3 separate regions of the Mus musculus genome follow, and regions 2 and 3 are each linked to region 1. A link is a loop called in an ENCODE intact Hi-C map of the cell type or tissue named here. Cell type or tissue: gastrocnemius. All regions are shown on one strand.

The links. Hi-C counts contacts between places; a loop is a spot of excess contacts. Peaks named below come from ENCODE experiments on the same cell type or tissue, not always from the same donor. Only the 100,000 strongest peaks of a DNase experiment are listed, where the experiment ranks them.
Region 2: it touches region 1 in a loop (2.0-fold over the local background); 13 of 42 quality-filtered maps call a loop at or near these places.
Region 3: a loop joins it to region 1, with 2.9 times the contacts of the local background. A loop is called at or near these places in 14 of 42 quality-filtered maps.

The regions. Positions count from the first base shown.
Region 1 is chr10:117,205,282-117,213,281 of GRCm38, reverse strand. No RefSeq gene overlaps it. Among named protein-coding and RNA genes, the nearest start is that of Gm31963, 15 kb to the left of the region's middle. In gastrocnemius, a CTCF peak has its summit at 3,479 (motif pointing right); DNase peaks (open chromatin) are centred at 3,539 and 3,677; H3K4me3 peaks cover 382 bases.
Region 2 is chr10:117,146,770-117,154,769 of GRCm38, reverse strand. Frs2 (fibroblast growth factor receptor substrate 2) reads left to right here and starts at 6,296. Exons shown (of 10, transcript NM_177798.3): 1 at 6,296-6,378. In gastrocnemius, no CTCF peak of the experiment used is centred here; DNase peaks (open chromatin) are centred at 4,375, 4,624, 6,185 and 6,609; H3K4me3 peaks cover 3,958 bases; H3K27ac peaks cover 3,568 bases.
Region 3 is chr10:116,946,990-116,954,989 of GRCm38, reverse strand. Rab3ip (RAB3A interacting protein) reads left to right here and starts at 4,537. Exons shown (of 11, transcript NM_001359645.1): 1 at 4,537-4,730. It overlaps 4933412E12Rik (RIKEN cDNA 4933412E12 gene), which reads right to left and starts at 4,428. Exons shown (of 3, transcript NR_038026.1): 1 at 4,298-4,428. Gm40768 (a long non-coding RNA gene) reads left to right here. Exons shown (of 3, transcript XR_872055.2): 3 at 1,096-1,336. In gastrocnemius, a CTCF peak has its summit at 4,414 (motif pointing right); DNase peaks (open chromatin) are centred at 4,525 and 5,010; H3K4me3 peaks cover 2,217 bases; H3K27ac peaks cover 1,798 bases.

The DNA of each region.
Region 1 (8,000 bases):
CTTCCAGATATGTCCCTGGTTTTGTGGAGAGCAGAGGACTCAATGGTGGAGGGCAGGAGTTGGTGACCCACGACCAACTCCTGAGCCCAATCCATTCTGCTACCTGATTCTTAAGTTCTGTGGGCATCGCTGCAAACAGAAGTCACTGATAGGATTCCAATTTCAGCTTATGCCGGGGACTGCCTAACAAGTTTCTAGATGTCTAACAAGTTTCTGTTTCCCACGGTGAATTTGAATTGTCTGTTGACAACTGAATGAAACAGCTTTAGATGGTAGGATTAAAGACAGGGAAATCCCAGCAAACTAAATCCAGTACCGAGTGAAAGGCTGTAAGTGAGCCCCTGGTGAAGTAGTGCAAGGTGGGTGAGCACAAGACGACCTGCAGTGCTCTCTCGGGAGCTGAATTGTGTTCCCCTAGTTCAAGTCCATATCCTGGTAGTTCAAAATGTGACTGTACCTTGAGACAGTGTCTTTAAACGAGGTCATTGAATTAATAAAAGGGTAGACCCTAATCCAGTATGGCTCATGACTTTGTAAACAGGGTATTCAAACAGACATGGAAGGACACAGGGAGAGCAGCTCAGAGAAAGACCTCAGGAGAAACTTAACACTGCCCACTTCCTGATCTCTGTCTAGCCTCCAGAAGTGTAAGAAAAGAAGTACCCGCTGTCTAGACACCCAGTACGTGTCACTTGGTTACAGCGGCCCAGGGCAAGGACTCAGGAGTGAGGGAGCGCGTTTGCTCTTGACACAACTATTCCTGCTGGGGGTTCTAGCCAGGACAGACAGACAGAAAGTGAGTTAAAGTCAACCAGGCTAGAAAGGGAAGACGAAAGATGACCCTATGTGCAGAAGGCATGGTTGTGCTGGCCTGTTTTGTGTGTCAACTTGACACAAGCTAGGGTCATCAGAGAGGAAGGAGCCTCAGTTAAGGAAATGCCTCCATGAGATCCAGCTGTAAGGCATCTTAGTGATCAGTAGGAGAGGGCCCAGCTCATGGAGGGTGATTTCATCCCTGGGCTGGTTGGTGTCCTAGGTTCTATAAGAAAGCAGGCTGAGAAAGCCATGGGGGAGCAAGCCAGTAAGCAGCACCCCTCCATCTGTTCCTGCCTCCAGGTTCCTGTCCTGACTTCCTCCAATGATGGACTATGATCTCAAAAATGTAAGCTGAATTAACCCTTTCCTCCCCAACATGCTTCTTGGTCGATTTTGTCACAGCAATGGAAACCCTGACTAAGACAGTGCCTACCAAGAAAATCCCAAAGGAGCCAGGCAGTCATGGTACACGCCTTTTAACACCAGTACTCAGGGGGCAGCGGCACGCAGATCGCTTTGAAGCCAGCCTGGTCTACAGAGCAAGTTCCAGGATGGCCAGGGCTACCCAGTAAGACCCTGCTTTAGAAAAGCAAAACCAAGAATATTACAATTCAAGAATAGATGTCTCCATTGGAAATTGGGCATGATGATTCAGACAGCCCTACAGGACAGGAAAGAGGGGTTAGTCTAGCGTCTGGTGGGGACTGAAGAGACAGCTCAGTAGTTAAGAGTGCTTGTTGCTGTTGCAAAGGACCTGGGTTTAGTTCCCAGCACCCACATGATGGTTCGCAACTGTAACCCAGTTCCAGGGGACCCAGCACCCTCCATGGGCACCACACATGCACACACGAATGCAAAGCACTCAGAACTTTGTTTTAACGACTGAGAAGACTCCGTGCAGCAATGGTGTGAGTCCAGGGTCTGAGCGGTGGCTTTTAGAGAGTTTCTTCAACTCTGACAATACTGGATGAGAGGAGTGAGCCCAAGACTGTAACCAAAGGAGGCGTCATGGTTCCAGAAAAAGCTGAAAGAAAACTTTTGCAAACAACAGTAGTGACCGTGAGATCAGGCCTTAAGCAAAGAGGCTGGAGAGAGCCAACCTTAGTGAGAAAATCGGACTCAAAGTTCTTCTCACCAAAGCTGTAGACAACAGGATTGTTTTCTGACTTAGAGATGGTGACATTCTTGGAAAGTGTATGGAGTAGATCTCTGTTGAAATGCGGTCACGTGAGGCCGCCTGTCCAGACATTCCAAAGTATTTCATCATGGAAATAATATCAGTGCCTCCCTTTTATAATAAAAAGATGACACCTGACCTAATAACGTCCATTGTCTCAGAAGTTTGTGCCTGCTGTACTGTTACAAACATTTCTGAGAAGAACAAGGATAAACAAAACAAAAAAAAAAAACCCTCTGGTGAAGCAGCTCATCTTTGTGGCTACCCCTCCTTAAGACCAGCAAGCCTAAAATTAGCACTAATGGTTTTCTAAATTCCAACCCTGCCTCACTTGTGCTTAGACACCACTGTTGCCACAAGATGGTGAAGAGGCCCGTGCTAAGGCAGTCTTCCCATCTGGCTTTCTCCTGCTTTGGATCCTGGGATCCAGACTTCAGGATACGACCCAAATGGCTGTTTTGTTGAGGTTTAGCGTCTGTCACAAAGCTACTTTAAAGGTGATTGTTTTTCTATGGAGGGTTGTGTCCCTGCTGTAGGTATGTGCAGCACTTGTGTATAAATGCCTTTGGAGGACAGATGAGAGCGGGTCCCCTGGGCCTGGAGTTACAGATGGTTGTGAGCTACCATGTGGGAGCTAAAAATAGAACCTAGGTCCTCTGAGAACGTATCCAGTGCTCCAGCCCAAAGCTAAGCTAAATTTTAAATAGTATTTACTTAATGTAAGTGAGTACACTGTAGCTGTCTTCAGACACACCAGAAGAGGGCATCGGATCCCATTCCAAATGGTTGTGAGCCACCATGTGGTTACTGGGAATTGAACCTCTGGAAGAGCAATCTTAACCACAGAGCCATCTCTCCAGCCCCTAAATTTTCTATCTCTAAAAAGTAACCTAACATACCAAGACGTCTGACCAGCACCCCCTTTTTGTTTTGTTTTTCAAAACAGGCTTTCATTGTGTAGCCCTGACTGTCCAAGAACTCACTCTGTAGACCAGTCTGGCTTCAAAGCCAGAGATCTATCTGCCTCAGCTGGAATTAAAGGTGTGTGCCGCCACCACCCGGCTGCGCCCCACCTTCTGAGTGGAGGATGCAGGAACTTTTCTGAAGAGACCCAGAGAGTAAATATCTCAGTTTCTGTCAGTCCGTGACATCTGCTATTGTGTGGAAGTAGTCTCACCTAGAAAATGAGCATGACTGTCCAATAAAATGGCTTTGTTGACACTGAAATTGAATATTACATGGTTTTTCAAATCAAAATATTTCCTTTCTCTTGTTTTTATTCAAACATTGAAAAACTATATAATAAATGAAGCCATATAGTAAATAATATATATAAAACACATATTGTATGTATAACACATATATATAACATATATTGTATGTATAATTCACCATTCACTATCCACAGGCGGGATTAGGCAACCCAGCAGGCTTAGCCCTTAAAATTCATTTTTCTAGATTAAACCTGCACCAAGACGTGTTGACCACAAGAGGGCGATCTGTGATTTCCTATGGAATTTAGAGTTTGTCCCTGAGCCCTTTGAAGAGTCCGGAGCAGACCAGATTAGTCCAAGCTACCCTAAAAAGAAAAAAAATGATTGCTAGAGCCTGCGAAGTGGCTTAGTGGATGAGCCAAACTGATTCGCTCACTGAGTTCAATCCCTAGAGACCACATTGTAAGAGAGAACCAATTCCCACCTGTGGTCGTATGACGTACACAGACGGGGGGGTGTGGGGTGGAGCAAGCGAGCTTGCCAAGACATGGCAGAAGACCTCGTCCTCTTCCTTCCCACCTCATCCATGGGAGTACTCTGTTATTTGACCCCTTAGCATCATTTGGAGGTTTGGTTTGTCTGTTTGCTTTGGAGATGGGGTCTTGGCGTGGAGTCCAGTTTGTCCTTGAATTCAAGGTAACCATCCTTACCAAAGCCAATTGCAGGTGTGAGCCGCATACCTAGTTGGTCAGCTGGCTCTCTCCCTCCGTCCCTCCGTCCCTCCGTCCCTCCGTCCGTCCCTCCCTCTCTTCCTTCCTCCGTTCCTTTTTCCAGGTGACAACACCTTTCAGCAGCTATTCCTCTATTTAGTCTATCAGTATCAGTTTATTAGTTATTTAGAGGGGCTGTTTGTTTGAGACTGGGTCTCATGGAATCCAGACTGGCCTAGACTTGATGTGTAGCAGACGCTGTTCTTGAACTCCTTACCCTTTTGTCTGAGCCTCCCAAGAGCTGGGATTACAGGCTTGTACACCTATGGGGCATACTTTACAAAAACTCTCCGAGTGTCTACCCTGAACCAGCATTTTTTTTTTTTTTTTTTTTTTTTTTTTTTTTTTTTTTTTTTTTTTTTGTAGCCCTGGCTGTCCTGGAACTCACTCTGTAGACCAGGTTGGCCTCGAACTCAGAAATCCGCCTGCCTCTGCCTCCCAAGTGCTGGGATTAAAGGCGTGCGCCACCACTGCCTGGCCTGAACCATCTTTTAAGGAATTCTTGCCTATCCATGGTCTTAAGTAATATTTTATGCTAATCATTAAAAGCCTACCTGCCTATCCTAAGCTCTGGACTGTATTAAATTACTTCTAGATAATATATTTGGATATTTTGAGGTCACTTCAAGTAGAACAAGTAGAACATTCTTGAGATGTAAGTCGCCGCCTGTTTTAGTCATCCTCCATCATGGACCACGGGCCAGGCACACAGCACCACTTGCCTTTTTTTTTTTTTTTTGGTTTTTCAAGACAGGGTTTCTCTGTGTAGCCCTGGCTGTCCTGGAACTCACTCTGTAGACCAGGCTGGCCTCCCGAGTGACCAGTTGTCTTATTGTCTGTGGTAGACGGGATCTCTCCAGCAAAGGCTTCTCTGGGAGGAGTCACAAACCTCCCCACAGGAGGAGTCCCGCGGTCATGCCCACGTCACGTGACCGTTCTCCGGTTTGGATTCAGGGCGTTTGTGACCCCGGATCCCGATCATCCTCATCTTCAGTCATTACCGCTGCCTGTGTGGGGGCCGGCATGGCTGTGTGGGGGCTGGCATTGGCTCAAGGATTCAAAGTGTGGGCTCGAGAACAGGACTTCAAAGTCTGAGCCATGCCTCCTTTGCTGGCTTTATGACCCGAGGCAGGCTATTTAGCTTCTCTGGGCCTTACTTTGTTCATGCTTAACGGTGGGCATAATTATCATGGCCTCGTAACAGGTCAAATGAGATGACGCATGCCAAGGACTGGGCATTGAACGCAGAGCGCAAGACATCAGCAGCGCGCTTTTATTAGAGTATAATTTATATATTGTTTCGGGGATGATTTGTGTTCCCTCCAAAGTTTGTGTGTTGAAACCCTAGCCCCCAGTACCTCAGAATGTAATTATATATGAAGATTAAATCTTTAAATATGTAATTAAACTAAGTCATCACAGTGGGAGCTAATTCAATACGAGTGCTCTTAGTTAGTTTCTTAGTTAGTTAGTTAGTTAGTGAGTTAGTTTCTTTGTTTTTGAGACAGGGTCTCACTGTGTAGCCCTGGCTGGCCTGGAGCTAGGTGTGTAGACCAGCCTCAAACTCACAGAGACCAGCTTATCTCTGCCTTCCAAGATTGGGGTTAAAAGTGTGCGGCCACACAGAGCTGGCTAGTATCCTTTAAAAAGTTGGGCCTCACAGTCTACTTGTAATTCTAGCACTTGGAAGGCTGATGCAGGAGGATTCCTGAGAGTTCAGGATCAGCCCGGGCTATGCAGTAAGATCCTATCTTAAAAAGGAAAAGGTGTTAAGAGGGAGAGAAAAAAAAAATAGGAGGGGTGGAGAAAATGGGAAGGAGGGAGCAGATTTGGAAACAGACACACGCAGAGGAGAGGAAGATGGGCCACAGACATGGCTGTACAGTCCAAAGAGACCTGGGAAAGAGCCTTCCCTCACAGCCTTCAAGGGAGTGGGCCTCGCTGGCACTTTGATCTTAGACTCTCTGCCTCCGGGGTTTCATAAGAATAAATCACTGTTGTTTAGCCACCCAGTGTGTCTCATCAGCCCCTGCAAACCAGCACATGCCCCATAAATATCACCCACTCGAGGTACGACTCAGGAATTTAGTAGTAAATTTAGAATTATATACAACCATTACCACAGGCTAATTTTAGACACTTTTCATTGCCTCTAAAAGAAACCTTGTGCCTGTTTGCAGTCACTGCCCGTCCACCCTCAGCTCCAAGCAAGCATCGTACTCCCTCCTGTCTATACATTTGCCATTGCTGAACATTTCTTGTAACTATCTCCTGTGATTGGAAAACCTTATACCGCAAAATCAGCTCACGCTATGTCCTCCCAGCTCCTTAAAACGTAAAGATAATGAGCTGAGTCTTAAGCCTGGTGGCATCTGTGTAATTACACACTCCTATTACGGTTTATCTGCAATATGGGTAAAAGAAAACTTATCTGGGCCACAGAAGAGTTGCACTGGGAATGAATACTCGGTGCTGGAGAGATGGCTCAGCGGTTAAGAGCACCGACTGCTCTTCCAGTGGTCCTGAGTTCAATTCCCAGCAACCACATGGTGGCTCACAGCCATCTGTAATGGAATCTGATGCCCTCTTCTGGTGTGTCTGAAGACAGCTACAGTGTGCTCATATACATAAAATAAATGATGAAAGAGAGAGAGAGATTGAATATTCAAGTCTGAGGGTCTGCAAGATAGCTCAGTGAAAAAAGGCCATTGGTCACCGAGGCTTACAACCTAAAGGAGAAAATGGAGTTCTGTGACCTGAACTGACAAATGCACACAAACACACAAATACGTATAGTACATTCACAAATAAGTATAGTACATTTATAAAGATTAGACAGAACATAATAGTGAAATTGACCATTGTGGTCATTGCGTAAGAATAACCACTCTGACCTCAGCACTCACTGTGGAGGTAGAGAAAGGTAGAGATCTCTGTGAGTTCAAGGTCAGCCTAGTGTTCACAGTGGGTTCCAGTGAGATCATGCAAATAAATAGATAGATAGAAAGACAGAGAGATAAATAAGAAAATCAATAACCACTTTAGCTAGGCATGGTAGCACTACATGACCTTACTTGCAGAGCACAGAGGTGAGTGAAGTCAAAAGTTCAAGGTCACCTCCAGCCACATGTGGAGTTCAAGTCCTGCCCGGGGTACATGGGACGAGACCTGAAGTGACCAGCTGTTCCTTGAACTCTGTGTGTGTGTGTGTGTGCACCTGATGGCCAAAACCAGTGCTGAGTACAGAGTACCCTTGCTGGTTAGCTTCTACCAATTTCACAGAAACTAGAGTCACGCTGGAAGAACAAACCTCCAGCTGAAGAGATATGCTTCCACCAGACGGAGTGTGGACCTGTCTGTGGGGCATTTCCTTGACTTCTAATGGATGAAGGGCCCAGCCCACATGGGCAATGCTACTCTTGGGTAAGTGGGTCTGGGCTGTGTAAGAAAGGTAGCTGGGCACCAGCTCAGGAGCAGATCAATAAGCAGGGCTCCTCTGTGGTCTCGGCTTCCATTCCCATCTCAGGCTCCTACCTCTAGTTCATGCCTTTGCCCCTTGATGGTGGATCATGGCTGGGACGCCCAATAAGTCTTTTCCTCCACAAGTTGCTTTTGGTCCTGGTGTTTGTCACAGTGACAGGAAAAGAGACTAGGTTAGCTTCTTTTGTAGAAAAGGAACTAAGAAAAAACAAACAAACAAAACAAATAAACCAATGGGCTCTCAGGTAGCCCAGCTAATTTCAGACTTACTGTGTAGCCGAGGACAATCTTAAACTTCTCTCTTGCTGCTACCTCCCAATTGCTGGAACATAGGTGTGTGCCACAGTGTGTCTTTTATGCAATATCTGATTGAGCCCAAGGCTTCATGGATGTAGTTAAGCATGTTTCACACCAAGCTTCATCCCTTGGTTAAAACAAAGGGTCGTTTAAACGAAGTCTTTCCACAGTACCACATCAAACCACAGTTGTGGCAATCTTTGCTTTCCTAGTCTAGCAAGATCGGCATTCCCTAGTAAACTTCAA
Region 2 (8,000 bases), 59 kb after region 1:
GGCGAGGTGGCTCATCAGGTAAGAGCACTGACTGCTCTTCCAAAGGTCCTGAGTTCAAATCCCAGCAACCACATGGTGGCTCACAACCATCCATAATGAGACCTGACACCCTCTTCTATTGTGTCTGAAGACAGCTACAGTATATTTATGTATAATAATAAATAAATCTTTTTTTAAAAACAACAACAAAACAAAATCCATTGGTCTTGATTAATTTGTTGTCTGTGCTTGCCTTTTTGGGATCTCAAGAGCTGGCATCCAGGAAAACTACTTTCAAACTCTCTTAAAGTACTTTGGAATAAATAGTTATGACAAGAGTCTGTACCTCTTTCTTTTAAAATATCTATATTCTCTTCTGTCCTGGTGGCCCCCAGACTTAGTGTCTACAGTGAACACTTATGAGAGGGAGCAACTCACTAACCTTGACGAGGAAGACAGTGGTGCCTTGTGCCAGATGTGTGCCAGATGTGTGCCAGAGTAGTTTAAGTTTCAAGAGTTGGCAGAAAAAAAAATTTTGTTTTTGTTTTTGTTTTTGTTTTTTGTTTTGTTTTGTTGAGACAGGGTCTTGAACCCCTGGCTGTCCTGCCTCTCCTTCTCAAATTCTGAGGTTACAGGTAAGCAACAGCACTCCAGTGCTTTAAAAACAACAACAACAACAACAACAACATCATCTTTACTGTGGTCCTGGGGAGTCAAACCCAGAGGTTTGCCCATGGCAGGCGAGCAGTCTTCAGGCTGAGCTATATCCCGAACCTCAGTTTTAAAGCTTTGAATTGATACAGCTGGAGAGATGGCTCTGAGGTTAAGAGCTGGGTGGTTCTTGCTGAGCACGGTGGTTGGGTGTCCTCAATACCAGCACCCAGGAGGCAGAGACAGGCAGGTCTCTTTGAGTTTGAGGTCAGCCCGGTCTGCACAGTCAGCCACAGTCCAGCCGGGCCAGCTAGGGAGACATAGTGAGACTCTGTCCCAAAAAGCCAGCAACAGAAGAGATGGCCCTGTGGTTAAAAGGCCCTGGCTGCTCTTTTGGAGGACTGGGTTTGATTCCCAGCACTCACATGGCAGCTCACAACTGTTGTAACTCCTGTTCTGGGGGTGGGGCTGGGATGGAAGTAGGGGTGGGGTTGGGGGTAGGGGTGGGGCTGGGGGTGAGGGGGATGCCTTCTTCTGCCCTTTGCAGTGCATGCAGATGGTAAACAGAAAACACTCATCCATATAAAAACAACCAACCAACCAACCAACCAAAAAACAGCCACAACAAATCCACAAATAACAATAACTACCACTACTACCAGTTACCTCCAAGAAGACCATGAACTGCTTTCCCAGGGAACCCCAAGTGTCCCAGGGACCCTAAGTGTTCCCAGGACCTATATTGGGTGGCTCATAATTGAAAGAGACTTAAGTTCCAAGGCATCGAAGGCCTCTGAACTCCTTGGGAAGCTGCTCTCACGAATATACGTAGCCACACACACAGACACACGCCTACACGCATCATTAAAAATAAAATAAATCTTGTGGGTGGAGAAATGGCTTAGTGGTTAGGAGCAAAGGATGATCTTACAAAGGATCTGGGTTCAAGTCTCAGGACACACATGGTGGCTCACAACCACGGATAAGTCTAGTTTCAGAAGATCCAGTGTCCTCGTCTGACTTCTGTGGGCACAGAGAACAAATCCATACACATATAAAAAAAATTAAAAAGAGGGGAAAAAATCTTAAAAAAAAACCTTTTGAGCTTATTTTATTTTTATATATTTATTTATTGGTACAAAACGATGGGTCACATACGTTCCAGAGCCATTTTCAAACCTTTCTGCACCCACCTAGAATAAAACAACTTATGTATTGTACACAGTTCGAGTAGCATCCTTTGCAGTACATTTCAAGCACGTGTGCCAAAGAAAGGATCAAAGTTGAGGTAAACAATGTGTGACCATCTTTAGGTTTAAAACGAAACAAAACAAAACTCTAGTTAAGCATAGTGACACTTGTCCATAATCCCAACCCTTGAGAGGTGGAGGCAGGAGGATTAAGAATTGGAAGTTAGCCTGAACGACATAGTAAAATCCTGTCTGAAAATAACTCTGCAACATCTAAAAAGCTCTTAAGGCTGAGAGATTTGACAGTATCAGAGTAGGCAGTGAAAAATGTCTCAGGGAAGTCTGGAGCCCAAGACTGGTAAGCTGGGTGTTAAAGGCCCAGGCCTGTGTTAAAACAAACGAAACATAAACAAAGACCGCCATTATCTCCAGGCCTGGCCAAGGGTAGACGCTGAAGTGCACAGCTCTTTTGTTTAACAAACTGCCTTAATGGATCTGGGAAGAGGTGCTTTGCAGAGACTGGGTCCTCGCCTTGTCCGTTCCACCAGGCATGGGGTCTGTGTGATTGGCACCCCCTTGAGCAACACTCTGGCTGTCTTCTTTGTGAACAGTACCCCCTGGGATTGTGCAACCTGGCCATTAAGTCAGTAAAGACGACCCGGAGTCTGGCCTGAGATAAAGATTAAGACCTAAATCCTTCTACATAATAAAATAACAGGAATTTTTAAGTCTTCATTGGGGCGGGGTGGAGGGGTGGGTGGGTGGAGGCAGGGGGGTGGAAGGGGCTTAAATGGAAAGATTAAAAAAAAAAGCAAGCTTTGGATTAAATGTGTGTTTAGGGTGAAGGTGGGCTAGCATTTGGTACCAAAGTGGGGGGTCTGTGAACCTTGTGTCACTTAAATTACAAGTTTGACAGGGTAGCGGGGAATGAAACCCAGGGTGTTGCGCATGTTAAGCCTACTATCATTGAGGCATACCCCTGCTCCTTGATTTTTAGTCAGGGACTTACTATATATAGTTCAGGCTGCCTAAACACTGGGGTGACAAGTACACATGTGGACTGCCTCCTTCTGCTCTCTATGTAGTCAACAACAACAACAACAACATGTAAGAGCCTCTATCAGCTTCTATATCCTTTAGGAGACACTGTCAAATGAAGTTAAACACTTTTTTTTTTTTTTTGGAAGGGGAGTGGGACGCTCTTCTATATGAATCGGGAAGAAACAACAAAAACTCCAAAGCCCAGGCTTACAAATGTGAGCAGTGTGTGTCTAAACGCACAATACTATACTTTTTTTAAAAACTGTTTTTCTTCAAAGAGCTGAAAGCACTTTTATTCCCTCATTTCTTCTGACATTCTAGTGTGGGCAGGGCAGATTTATGATAGCATTATTTATAGATGGGAGAAATTGAAAATAAAGATTAAATCGCTTACTCAACGCTGCGTGGCTGGGGTGGTGGAGCCGCTGGAATCTCCTTCTGCAGGCTCCAGCCACAAAGTGGGACGCGCAAGAGCTTTGGAATTAGAGGGATCTTTGAGCAATGCTGTTTCTACCCCGAACAAGAATGTGGCCTTAAGTCAATTACTTCACCTAGGCCTCGGCTATTCTCATTTGTAAAAGTAAGACCATAAAACCTCACAGCACATCGAAGATTAATTCAGAAAACGCATGTAAAGCCTCCAACACGGAGCAGGTTTCAAGGAAGATTTGTTTCCCCACCCCCACCCCCACCCCCACCCCCACCTCAGAATCATCTGGTTCAGTTTCAGTAAAAAAAAAAAAAAAAAAAAAATCCCCCATTAAAACTCACTTTCCCCATTTTTATCTCCCGTGAAAAGAAAAAAGATAAATAAAAATGTTCCAAAATGTCGTTTAGTTAGGCAGGAAGCCTCTCTCTCTCTCTCTCTCTCTCTCTCTCTCTCTCTCTCTCTCTCTTTCTGACTAGGCGTGTGTAACTCAGTGACATTTGCTTCCAATGGCCTTAGAGACAGATTTGAATCCGCAGCACTACAAAACAACACTCCTCTCCTCCCAACAAGAACAACAATCCCGGGTTGCCGAAGGTCCTGAGTTCAAATCCCAGCAACCACATGGTGACTCACAACTACCCGTAATGAGATGGGACGCCTTCTTCTGGTGTGTCTGGAGCGAGCAGGGACTGAGTGAGCAGAGTTGACCGGAATAAGTAGAGGTCCTAAAATTCAATTCCCAACAACCACATGAAGGCTCACAACCATCTGTACAGCTACAGTGTACTCACATACAATAAATAAATAAATCTTAAAAAAAAAAGAACAACAATCCCATGCTGTAGATTTACCACAATTAAGAAAAGAATATGCAAAAGATAGGCTACTAGAATGCTGTAGTTCTTTAACTGGACGTCTTATCAGATGCGAGGTGGGGGCGGGGAGGTTGCGGAGGAGGGGCTCTTAAAACTAGGGTTGTTCTGTCTAATCTTTGGAGTTACAGCTTTACAAGGTCTGGGCGGGGCCTGGCAATTTGCATCTTTAATACATTCCCAGGTGATGTGGAGCTGCCAGGCTGGCCGGGGACACACCTCGAGAAGCCCTACCCTGGGTGAGTGAAAGGGTTGGGGATGGAGCCCAGCAATTTGTTTAACAAGCCCTCCCGGTGATTGCGAGGCATTTTCAAGCCTGAGACCTGCTGGCAGCGTGGTGAAAAGCACCTGAGAACACAGCTTCACTTTTAAATCCAGGCTTCACCACTTACCAGTTACGTGACAGGCTGTGATTGAGGGTTCCCCTCACTAGGTCTCTGGGCTCTGTGTGTGTGTGTGTGTGTGTGTGTGTGTGTGTGTGTGTGTGTGCGCGCGCGCCCCCGCACGCGCGTGTGCTGCCCTTGGCGCGCACTCGTGCTCGTGTCTGGGATTGGGGGGTGGAGATGGTAAACAGCTAGAGACAGCCTAAGTTTTGTCTGTGCAGGGTCTTTTTTTTTTTTTTTTCTTCTTCTTCTTCAGTCTACTAGGAGGCATGAAAGGCTGCTTGAACTTGAGAATTCTGGAAGTGTTTACAAACACTTCTGCAATTACATAAAGCACAAGGCAGTACTTTATATACAGCAATAGTGATGGCATTGTTTGCATCTTAAATTTGTAATAAGGGGTTTTCTTTTACTCTGCCTTTCTCAAAGCAGATTGTCTTAACACTTGTCCCTGCAGTATTTAACAGACACTATGCATGCTAAGAAACTCTTTTCTTTTTTGCTCTTCCTTTTTTCCTCCTCCTCTCCTTCTTTTTGGACAAGAGTCTTGCTTCATAGTCCTGGCCACCTTTGTCTGGAAACTCACTGTAAAGCTTAGGCTGGCTAGAAACTCTCCGGACTCTCCCTGCCTCAGCCTTTTTAGACTGCTGGAAACAAAATAGCTTGTCAGGTTTGAGCCCTTTTCTTCCATGTGGGGCTTTGCTTCATACTGAAAACCTGCCTTTAATATTTGATGTTTCTTGATTTTGTGACAGAGCAAATCTTTTAAGATCGTCTCACTTCTTTGCCTGACACTGACTCTGTAGGCTCTCATACTGTCTGTCTTTGGTAAGTTTCAAAAGTGCCCAGGTCTTCTCTATTGCTAGTTACTGGTTAGGTATAAGAATTGTGCGGACGTACTCAGTCCTGGGTACTTTGAAATGCTTACTATTGCGTTATGCATTATATTATTTTTAACGTCTACAATCCAGAGATGAACACGACACACACACACACCAGGGTGAAATGTAAAGAAACAGGATCCTGGCACTAAGATTGCATAGCCCATCATCTCAGCCTTTGTTTAAAGTGCAAAGGATGACCCATATAGGGAAATAATTTGGCTCCCGTCTTTGAATAATTTGAAAAGTCTTGTTTGGGGCAAATGAGAGTTCTACGCATACCACAAATTAAAGTAAAACCAAGAGCCAGCATATGTGGTAAAGTCCGATACTTTGGCCGATTTCCTTCTCTGTAAGACACAGAGAATAAAAGCACCAATTTCCAGGAGTTTGAAGGTTATTAAATGAGTTAACGCCACCGAATCGCGTAATAAATGCCCTGTCTACCACGCCGTAAGCCTTCCTTCGATAAATGTCAACTGCATTTTCACGCGGGACAGAAGCGAGAAAGGATAACACCGCCGGCCGGTCGGCAAGCCGGTGAATGCTCCGGGCTCGGCGAAATTAGATTCTCCGGGCCCCTGTAGAATTAAGTAGAAGGGAGCGATCCTAACAGGCGTTAAAATAAGGGGTGCCAGCGGTAGCTCGGGGCCCGCGGGACCACAGGGGTTAGCAAGGAGCCCGGGGGCGGGGCTCGGGGGCGGGTCCGCTGGCGCCCGGAGCAGAGGCCACGCCCCTCCCGGGAGGGCTGGCAGCTCCAGCCTGGGAGCAGTTCCGGTGCCAAACCCCTGCCCTCCCCCGCTCCCCCGGAAGTGCTTGTCTAGGGTTCGGGCTGGAGAGAGGCCTTGTAGACACAGGCGCCGAGGCTCCGAGCAGGGGGTCAGGTCGCGGGGAGAGTGAGGAGCTCCGCGGCTGCCACCCCGCGCCCCTCGCAGCGCCTTCGCGCCGACGGTGAGTAGCCGGGGACGCCGAGCGGGGCCTGCGCTGGGCGAGCGAGCCTCGGACCCGGCTGTCCGCTGCAGGTTCAGCCGTCGGGGATCCGGGGAAGGGGTTCGTCGGCCGCCGCGGAGCGCGCGCGGCCCGCGGGCCGGGAAGGGGCGCGATGCGGGGCCGCGGAGTGGGCGGGGCGCAGCCGGAGCGGGGTTCCCGGAGCCGCGGCCGCCCGCAGAGGGGGGACTCCGTAGCGGGGCCCGGCCGTCGGCGCTGCGACCCCCTCTCTGCATCGGGCAAGTGGGCTCGGTGCCTCCGCTGTGGGGTCTGTGCACTCGGACGCTGGGGACCGGGACAGCCAGACTGCACTGGACATCAGTGTCCAACTTTCGTCGCCTCTTGGATCTGTCCCCTCTTCCCGTCTCAGTAATTATCCTGTGTCCCAGGGGTGTAGTCAGTCCGAGGGTGGGGCGCTCCCTGTGTGGATGCTGGCGATCTCTTGCGGGGCTTGCGTCGGGGTCGCCGGAGGTTCGATTTGGACTCGGCTCGAAACTTAACTGGGTCTGGATGCCTGCGTAGGGTCGGTCAGTGAGGCAGTACCATTCCTCGAAGGGTCTTTGCTCCCTTGCAAACTGAAACTGTTGGGAGTTACTTCTTAAAAACAAAGATTTGAGGAGATTCGTAGATTCAGAGGAGTTTCCCCGTGTTCTTGCTGACGTTAAAAAAAAAAAAAAAACCATGCTATTCTGTAATCAGCCTTCCGAATTCCTGCGCTCATCCGAAGTCACAGTTGTTAAGACTTCAGTCGGGACCTTGCACAAGTTGACTGCAAAAGGCTGGAGAATTGTATCCTTTTTTTTCACCCCAGTTTGTTTACTTTCATACTTGGAACTGTCATTTCTTGAGCTAATTATATATATGTGTATATATGTGTGTATATACACACACACACACACATATACACACACACATATATATACACACACATATGTATGTATATTATATGTATATATATATATATATATATATATATATATATATATATAATTTCCCTCAGTTTCTCCTCGGAGGTTCTTCGTGTAGTCCAGTTGTGGGAACGCGGGGTGGGGGTGTTCCCACAGCGGGACAGAGGTGTTTGTTGATTTAAGCATATGAAGTGTTTAACTCCAATAAACTGAGACTTTCCTAGAGAAGAAAATCTTGTAGGCACTGTTAGTAAACTGAGTTTAGGTGATAAACTACGGATAAAAGGTTTGTAGGAAATAATGGAGCTATTTTCCGCTTTTATTGAGTTTTAAATTATTATCAGATAGTTTATTTGTTGCAAATGACCTTGTGGTGGTGTCAATATACACAAGTCATCTTCATGAAACCAGTGACATTATCTGCCCTTATTATGCTTACGTTAGGATTTATACTGTTTCTCTCTCTCTCTCTCTCTCTCTCTCTCTCTCTCTCTCTCTCTCTCTCGTACTTTCTCTTTCGACTACTGGAAGGGAAGATATCATGAATGAGGGGAATGATTTGAAGTGACGAGTTGCATATACTGTCTTATGCAAAAGAAAAGTTTATTTCATTAAAAAACAAATTCTCTGTGTGTGTAATGCCAGAGGTGAACCTAGACTACCCAGCACCATGATCAT
Region 3 (8,000 bases), 260 kb after region 1:
CTCCAAGATCAGAATATTCTGCTAATTCATCAGGACAGCAAGAAAGCACATTCTCTTGGGTCCCTGTGTGTTGGATAAGTTAGGCCCGTGAGAGTTCTGTAGTTTCCCCAAAGCCCTTCACCTTGAAACATGTTAACAAGATCCCAGAGTCTAGGATTCTGACTGCATTAAAACAAACTCAAACTGGTTTGGTTTTGCCCTAATTGGAAACTGTTAGGAGCATGGGTGTGAAGAACACTGACAGCCATAACATCCTGTTCTTACCTGAGGAAAAGGCCTTCTCTTCATAGCACTAATGGCAAAATGGCTGACCACCGATGCTAGGCTTGTCAGCCCATAGCCTTCGTCTTCAGTGGGTACAGAGCATCTCTTTGTTCTTCCACTGCCGGCAACCCCTGACTACTGATCAGGATCAGGTCGGTCTCGTTACTGAACACTGAAGGTCTAGCCTGTGCACTCGCTATTTGGAATGTACATCTTCAAGAAAACCAACAAAACAAAACCTCTCTGTAGATCAGGCTGGCCTTGAACTCACAATCCTCTAGCCTTAGTCTTGAGAGTGCTGCTGTTACGAGCGTATACTGCTTTGCTTGGATCATAAGAAATACACTGTCTAAGAGTATTTTCTGGGCCAGCAAGATGGCTTAGTAGGTAAAGGTGCTTGCCACCAAATCTGATGACTTAAGTTCAATCCTTGGGGCCTACATGGTGGAAGAAAACCAACTCCTGAAAACTGTCCTCTGACCTCCATACTCGTGTCAGGGCACGCATCACCCTCTATCCATATAAACAATTAATTAAATGTTAAGCAAGATTAAAAAAAACATGAAAAGAATATTTTTCTGGTGACCAGTAACAGCAATCCCTTCAAAGCTATATTAAGCAAAACTAGAGAATTACTTTAAGTATTTTGAGGGGGTAAGGAGACTGTACTCTGTAAAACTAGGAAGTCCTCTCTATTGTATAGAGAAATACATATTTGTTTAATGAATGGCTGGGGGGGGCAGGTAGAAGAAACTATACAATTTAGAGTCTAAGGTCTTTGTGAAGCCTTCAACCCTCTAAATCTCTTATTTCCTTTTTCTTGAACCATAGAAGTGGCCTCAAATGCAGACCTGGCTATAGCCGGTCTAATGAAGAACGCTGCAAAGCAGTGGATGTTCCAGTTCCCAGATGTTTTTGTACAGGAATTTCCAGAGCTGCTTGTATCCTTCCAGAGTTTCTGGTATCGTTTCCTCTAAAGCCAGAACCATGTGGCCGAAGCTGCCAAGTTTGTGTGCTTGCTGGGGCTGGAACCTGGCCCCCTTGGTCAAATACATTTTCCTTCACTGCTTCAGCCTGGCTGTCCTGGACCTTGCTTTGTAGACCAGGCTGGTCTGGAACTCGCTGTGTAGACCAGGCTGGCCTGGAACTCAGAGATCCACCAGCCTTTGTTCTCTGGGTGCTGGGATGTGAGGTGTGTGCATCTATGCCAACCCCTAAGCTTTTTTTAAATTCCTTTTCACAAGTTGGAAGCTTGCTTGGGTGGAGGTCTTGCTCTGAGGGCACTACTCCCTTTAGTCCATTTGGCAGCAGGCTTTTCTTTAAACCTTTTGTTTTCTTGAGCCCTGGACTTTAGCTCCATTGCACTTCCTGGTGCTCTTTTTTCCCTCAAACTGCATAGCTCATTTTCTTTTCATTATAGATCTGCCTAAGACTGGCCACTAATAACTAATATGATAATTGACATAATCAATACTTGGCTGTTTTGAAATCTCCTCTGCCAATACCATTAATCTAAAACTCTTCAATTTAGCCTCAGATTTATGTATGTATGTATGTATGTATGTATGTATGTATGTATTTATTTATTTGTATATTGGACAAAGGCAGAAAACAGCCACACTCTTCACCAAAATATCACAAGTATGATCTCTGGGCCACTTACTAATATTCTTCTCCTCTGAAACCTTTTGATCTGGGTCATAATCTACATTGTTCTGTCTTCCGTGTACCTAATAGGATGGCCCATTAAGTCCTGCTTAAAATGTTCAATTGCTTTCCCCAATCCAAGTTCCAAAGTCCATATTGCACCAAGAAACCCGGCTTGTCATAACAATACCCCACTCCTGGTACCAACTTCTGCCTTAGTCAATGTTCTATTGCTGTGAAGAGACACTGTGTCCACGGCAACTCTTACGAAGGAAAGCATTTAACTGGGGCCGGTCTACAGGTTCAGTAATGTAGTCCATCATTGCCATGGAGGGGAGTCTGGTGGCATGCAGGCAGACATGATGCTAGAGAATGGGCTGGGAGATCTACATCCAGATCCACAGGCAGCAGGAAGAGAGAGACACAGGGTCTGGCTTAGGCTCTTTGTAGACCAGGCTGGTCTGGAACTCACTGTGTAGACCAGGCTGGCCTGGAACTCAGAGATCCACCAGCCTTTGCTCTCTGGGTGTTGGGATGTGAGGTGTGTGCATCTATGCCAACCCCTAAGCTTTTTATAAATTCCTTTTCACAAGTTGGAAGCTTGCTTGGGTGGAGGTCACCCAAGCAAATCTCAAAGTCCACCCCTAGTGACACACTTCCTCCAACAAGGCCACACTTCCTAATCCCTGTCAAGGACCCAATTATAATAATTATAATATAAATAATTCCCAATGACCAAGCTCCAAATATATGAGCCTCTGGGAGCCATTTCTAGTCATGGCTCTACAGTAACTCTCCCCATTCTCAAACAGTGCTAGAGCCCACTCTCTAAGACTACAGATGATCTTGTAGTTAACATACATGTGGGTCACTGTGGGATTCACACACATTAGCATTACTGTCTTCTGTAGACCCGTGATGTTTTGGGTCTTACATTGAATAAACTGAAGAGCCAATCCTCCAAATGTTCATATACCAAATAGAGCATTCTCCCTGTGTGTCAACCATCTCCTCTTCCTACCTTTACAGAGTTCTCTGTCAAGCAGAGTGCCTGTTCTCAAGACACAGACTAAAGAGAAAAGAGAGGAAAGTCTACTTATGATTCATGGGGAATATGCACTGCAAGAGTTAAAGCAGCAGTTCTCAACCTGTGGGTCGCAACCCCTCTGGGATCAAATGACCCTTTCACAGGGGGTCACCTAAGACATCAGAAAACACAGATATTTATGTTAAGGTTCATAACAGTAGCCAAATTACAGTTATGAAGTAGCAACGGAAATAATTTTATGGTTGGGGGTTAGTATACACTATGAGGAACTGTATTAGAGGGTCACAGTGTTAGGAAGGTTGAGAACCACTGAAATACAGTGTTCTGGGATCACAGGTAAGGAGTTAGGGTTGGGAGGCAGGCGAGCATCAGGGAATGGTTTACAAAGAAACTGGAGCATGGGTTAAGTAATTACCAATTCCATATGATAAAAGATGTGTGTGTGAGCCGGACAGTGGTGGTGCATGCCTTTAATCTCAGCACTTGGGAGGCAGAGGCAGCAGATTTCTGAGTTCGAGGCCAACCCTGTCTCGAAAACCAAGACAAAACAAAAAGTGTGTGTGTGTGAACATCTCTTTAGAAAAAAAATGTGTAAAACAGGGAGCCCATAAAGTTTTCTCTTAATAGTAAACTTGTCTCCTTTTGTTTGAGTCTTTGGATGGTAGGAATTTTTTGTAGAGGTGTGTGTGTGTGTACACATGTGTGTTTCTGTATGACTCACTGTGTCACAGAATGTGGTGAGGTACACTAATTACATATATTAAACCACTTAACTCTCAAAACCTTGATGAGGTAGACATTCTTATTTCCAATTATCAGTGAGAAGATTGGCGATATTGCAGATGAACTCGCCTAAGGTCACAGAGGTCAGTAGGTGGCTGATCACAGGGACCACACACATAGCTTCCTTTTTATTACCACCTCCTTGATGTACTCAACAGAATGGCAGCCCCTGCCTCTGAGTATCACAAACATTGGCGGAAATACCGAGGATGACTGCTCCCTCCCACCCCCCATCCCTGAGTTTGATTTTCAGGGCTTGATTCTGTCTGTACTTTGTTTTTTGTTTTCCAACTTGGAAGCCCGAATGTGGGATGGAAGTTTGATAAGCAAAACAAAACAAAACAAAACAATAGATATAGTTCCTGTAAAAGATGAGAGACGGTCTTTGGAAACTGAAAGTGGAAGGATCTGGGTTTACCAGCTCCCCGCCCATCCCATCCCCCCCCCCCCCCCCTCCCCGGGCCCCTAACCTCCTACTCCAGCTTCAGGTATCCACAGACGCGGAATTTCAGGTCGGTTCTGCTTGTCCTCAATACACAGTCCAAAGCCTCTTACCATCCCAGGAGAGTTCACATCCTCCAAAGGCAGCCACAGGATTTCCAGCCAGAGTGGTTCCCAGGGAAACCGCTGTAGAGGGACCCTGGACTCCGCGCGTGGATTAGCCTGCACCGAGCCCCTCCTGTCGCCAGGGGGCGCCGCAGCGCGCGAGTCCCCCTCGCCACTCCCTCCCGGTCCCGCCTCTAGTCCCGCCCTCTCTCCCGGGGCGGGGGCGGGGGAGGGGGAGGGGCGGCCGCTTCTCCGCCCGGCGCTCGGCGCAGGCGCAGTCGGCTCTCCCTCCCTCGGCTCCCATCGCAGAGAGCGCCAGCCGCGGCGGAGTGGAGCGGCGTCTGTCCGCCGCCGTCCTCCGCGTCTCCCGAGCTGGGCACGCGCACCCTGCGGCTCTGCGAGCGCTGCCGAGCGCGGGCGGCGGCCGCGGCGGATCCGGCAGGTGAGTGCGGCGGCGGGAGGGAGAGGCGGGCGGTGTGAGCACCGCCCCCTCGGCGCCTCGCCTCGCGCCCTTGTCCCGCCGGCCCGGAGCGCGGCCGGGCAGGTGCAGGAGGCGGCGGGGAGGGCGCGGATCGCGCCCGCCCGTCCGCCCGTCCGCCCGCCCGCTGCGGAGCCCCGGGGACCCGAAGGGCGGCGGCTCCGGCGCTCACCTGGCGGCCCGCGCGGCCTCGGTCGCGGAGTTGCTTAAGTCGCGGGCGGCGCGGTTGGCCGGGGATGTGCGGGGGTCGCCGGTTCCCGGGGTCTCCCCCGCCGCGCTCGGCCCAGCCTGACTTCGGGAATCGGGACCCCGGGAGTGGGAGAACAGCGGTTCCCCCTGCGTGGGCCGCTCGCCCCCCGCCGCCCGCGGAATAGCGAGGCTGGGGAGAGGATGGTGCCGGGTGGACGCTGCAGCACGCGAAGAGTTGCCAGTTGTTGGGGATTAAAACATCGATCCGTAATGGCTGGCTGGCGCACTCTCCTCCGAGTTAGAGCTGGTGCCCCAGAGGCACTTTAGTTTCAAGGAAATGTTGCCTGTTCCCAGCCTACCTGTTTAGACACTTCTCAGTGTCCCCCGTGTCAAGGGAAAGAGCCCTGTGATCTTTTGGCTCTGGAATGATTGCATAATTGGAGGAGAGGCCGATAAGAGGATTAAAACAAACCGTTCTATTGTAAATCTCTTGAAAGACCCGGTTTCTGTTCATTACACTGTTCTTAAGTTTTTGTTTCTAAACAATGAATCGAGAGGAAAAGGAGGCAGAGTAGGTATGCAGCCCATCGTTGTAAATATTTGATACTGTTAAATATTTCACCAGTTTTATGGGGCCTTGTTCAGTTAGCATGTGTTATTTATTTACCAGGACTGTGCGTTTTCAGAGGACTTTTCATGTTTGAATAGACACTGCATTCCGAATCTACTCCTCAAGGCCCTAGGGGAATATATTAACTGAACTTAACAGTTACACAGATTTACTCAGCAATGCATTCTTAACTATAAGAACAGACGTCTTTCAACTTTTTTCTCTTTCCGGCCCAAGGATGTTTTGAATTAATGCCTTCTTTTGTGAATGAGCGTGCTTGATGAGACGCCTCATTGCTTACATAGCAAGTCATTTGTGCTAGCGAATGATTCTCACCTTCCACTGCCTGGTTGATGTTCAGTTTCTTTGTGGAGCTTTGATGTCTCTGTTTAAATGCAGCTGTACTTTTGAATCAGTGTAATTCTATACTCTGAGACATATTCTTTGCCTCAGAGTTTCTTTATGCCTCTACTCTGCAGTATACGTGGATGCCCTACAGATATATATATATATTTTTTTAATGGAAAAATTACTGGGACTTGCCCACCCCTCATATTTACGCCGTGGCAGAATGGAAGCTAGGATATAACGTTAGTTTTGTATGTATTGTATGGGTTAGATAACCCATGCTTTTCTGCTGAGCGGGTCTCACAAAGGCTTAGCTCTAACGAAAACGGATAACTTTCAGAACCATCTCTCACCAAGCATGCGACCTCGAGTAAATCATTTATTGAGCATACTCAGTAGAAACACATTCAAATGTCAGCAGTTGCTCCTTTAGTAGTTGGTTGTTTCAACCCAACATGAACTTTATAAAGGTGGGATATGAGTTTAACTGGACATTCCATTGAGATGGGGCGCGCAGGGAGGTGGAGGAGCTTCGGGGGGAGGGAAGAAGCAAGAAGTGTTAACTTGACTGTGGCCTGGGCACTGGGCTGGTGGGCTTGTTGTTTGAGGCTACGTTGGCTTGTTGGTCCTCAGGCCATTTTTTAGGTTATAGATAGCTTTATCAGATTTTTCAAACCCGGAAACCGAAGTGCAGAAAATCAAAATAACTTGCCCGAAGTACATAGTTGTCATTTATAGTGGCTGATCGAAAAGCCAGTATTAAAAACTATTTGAGAACCCCAAATGGAGATTTAAACTCTGTTGTTTAAACTCCTTATGCTACTGGTCTATGCTTTCTGAAAAAAGAGCTTTGCATTTAGAGGGCAGGCCAGTGGAAGGTGTTGCCATTTGTGTGTCTGATTAAAAACTATTCCAAGTGTCCCGATGGTGACATCCCTGTTGCCACTGTTAAACTGAGATCGAAGTCCTGATCTAAGCTTGCTCCAGCTCATGTACCCTCACCAACCAAGAGATAGGTCATTTATATCCCCTTGCCTTTCGTAGCTAAGGGAATTGATACACGAGTGATTGTGTAGCTTAGCCAGGATCGGATAGCTGGCAGGTCGATTAGAAGTCAGGCAGCTTCGGTAACAGGGCTTCAACTGTCATAAACCCACGGCTTCTTGTGGTATAGGTTGTGACGCCTTGTTTGCTCTTAGTCACAACGTCCAACCAGTTCATGCTTGAAGGATTGCCTGGTCTTAATTACTGCTCTGCCACTTCATCTGTAGGTCGTAATGCTGAAAAATTGTTTTTAATTTAGCTTTTATGAGATAGTTATATGAGTGTAATATGTAATTCTTATGTCACCAGAGGCTTTTGAATAAAATATTCAGTGAGTATCTACTTTGCAAGCCAGCGGGGGTTAAAGGAAGCTATAAAAAGTTGAAGGTAGGAACTTACGATACTCTTATATACTATATAATATGTTCCTCAAAGCTTAGAGGGACCTGGGATATAGCTCAGGGTACAGGGGATTGCTTAGCTTAGCCTGTGAGACTGCAAGCTCAGTCAGTTTCTAGGATGCAAAAAGCAACAGCCTCTACCAAAACAAAACAGAAACAATTTAGGAGGATATATGTGTGTGTGTGTGTATGTATATATACACACATATACATATGTATATATATCACACATATGTATGTGAAAATCTATGTATACATTTGGTTGAGTATTCAAAGATCTGTAGTACTTGGGTACTGGGGTGGAAGCAGAGAGAAACAGTAGGTAGGGTGTGTGTGAAGGTAAGGACAGAAAGTTATAAGAATATTGTTCTTGAAGATACATTTTAAAGCAAAACATTTGGCCAGTACAATGCAGGTCAACAAATTTCGCTACTGTATCTACTTGATACCTTAAAAGTCAAACCTCAGGGTTTGGGAAAACTCATTTAACTAGTTTCTCCTTTGCTGCAATGCTCTCTTTAACTCCCACCCCCTAACCCTCACTCCCATCTGGCTAGAGCCAGGCTTCTATAACGTTGTAACCTTATGTATATTCTGTAACCTGTTGTAACCTTATGTATATTCTGTAACCTTCCTTCCCTC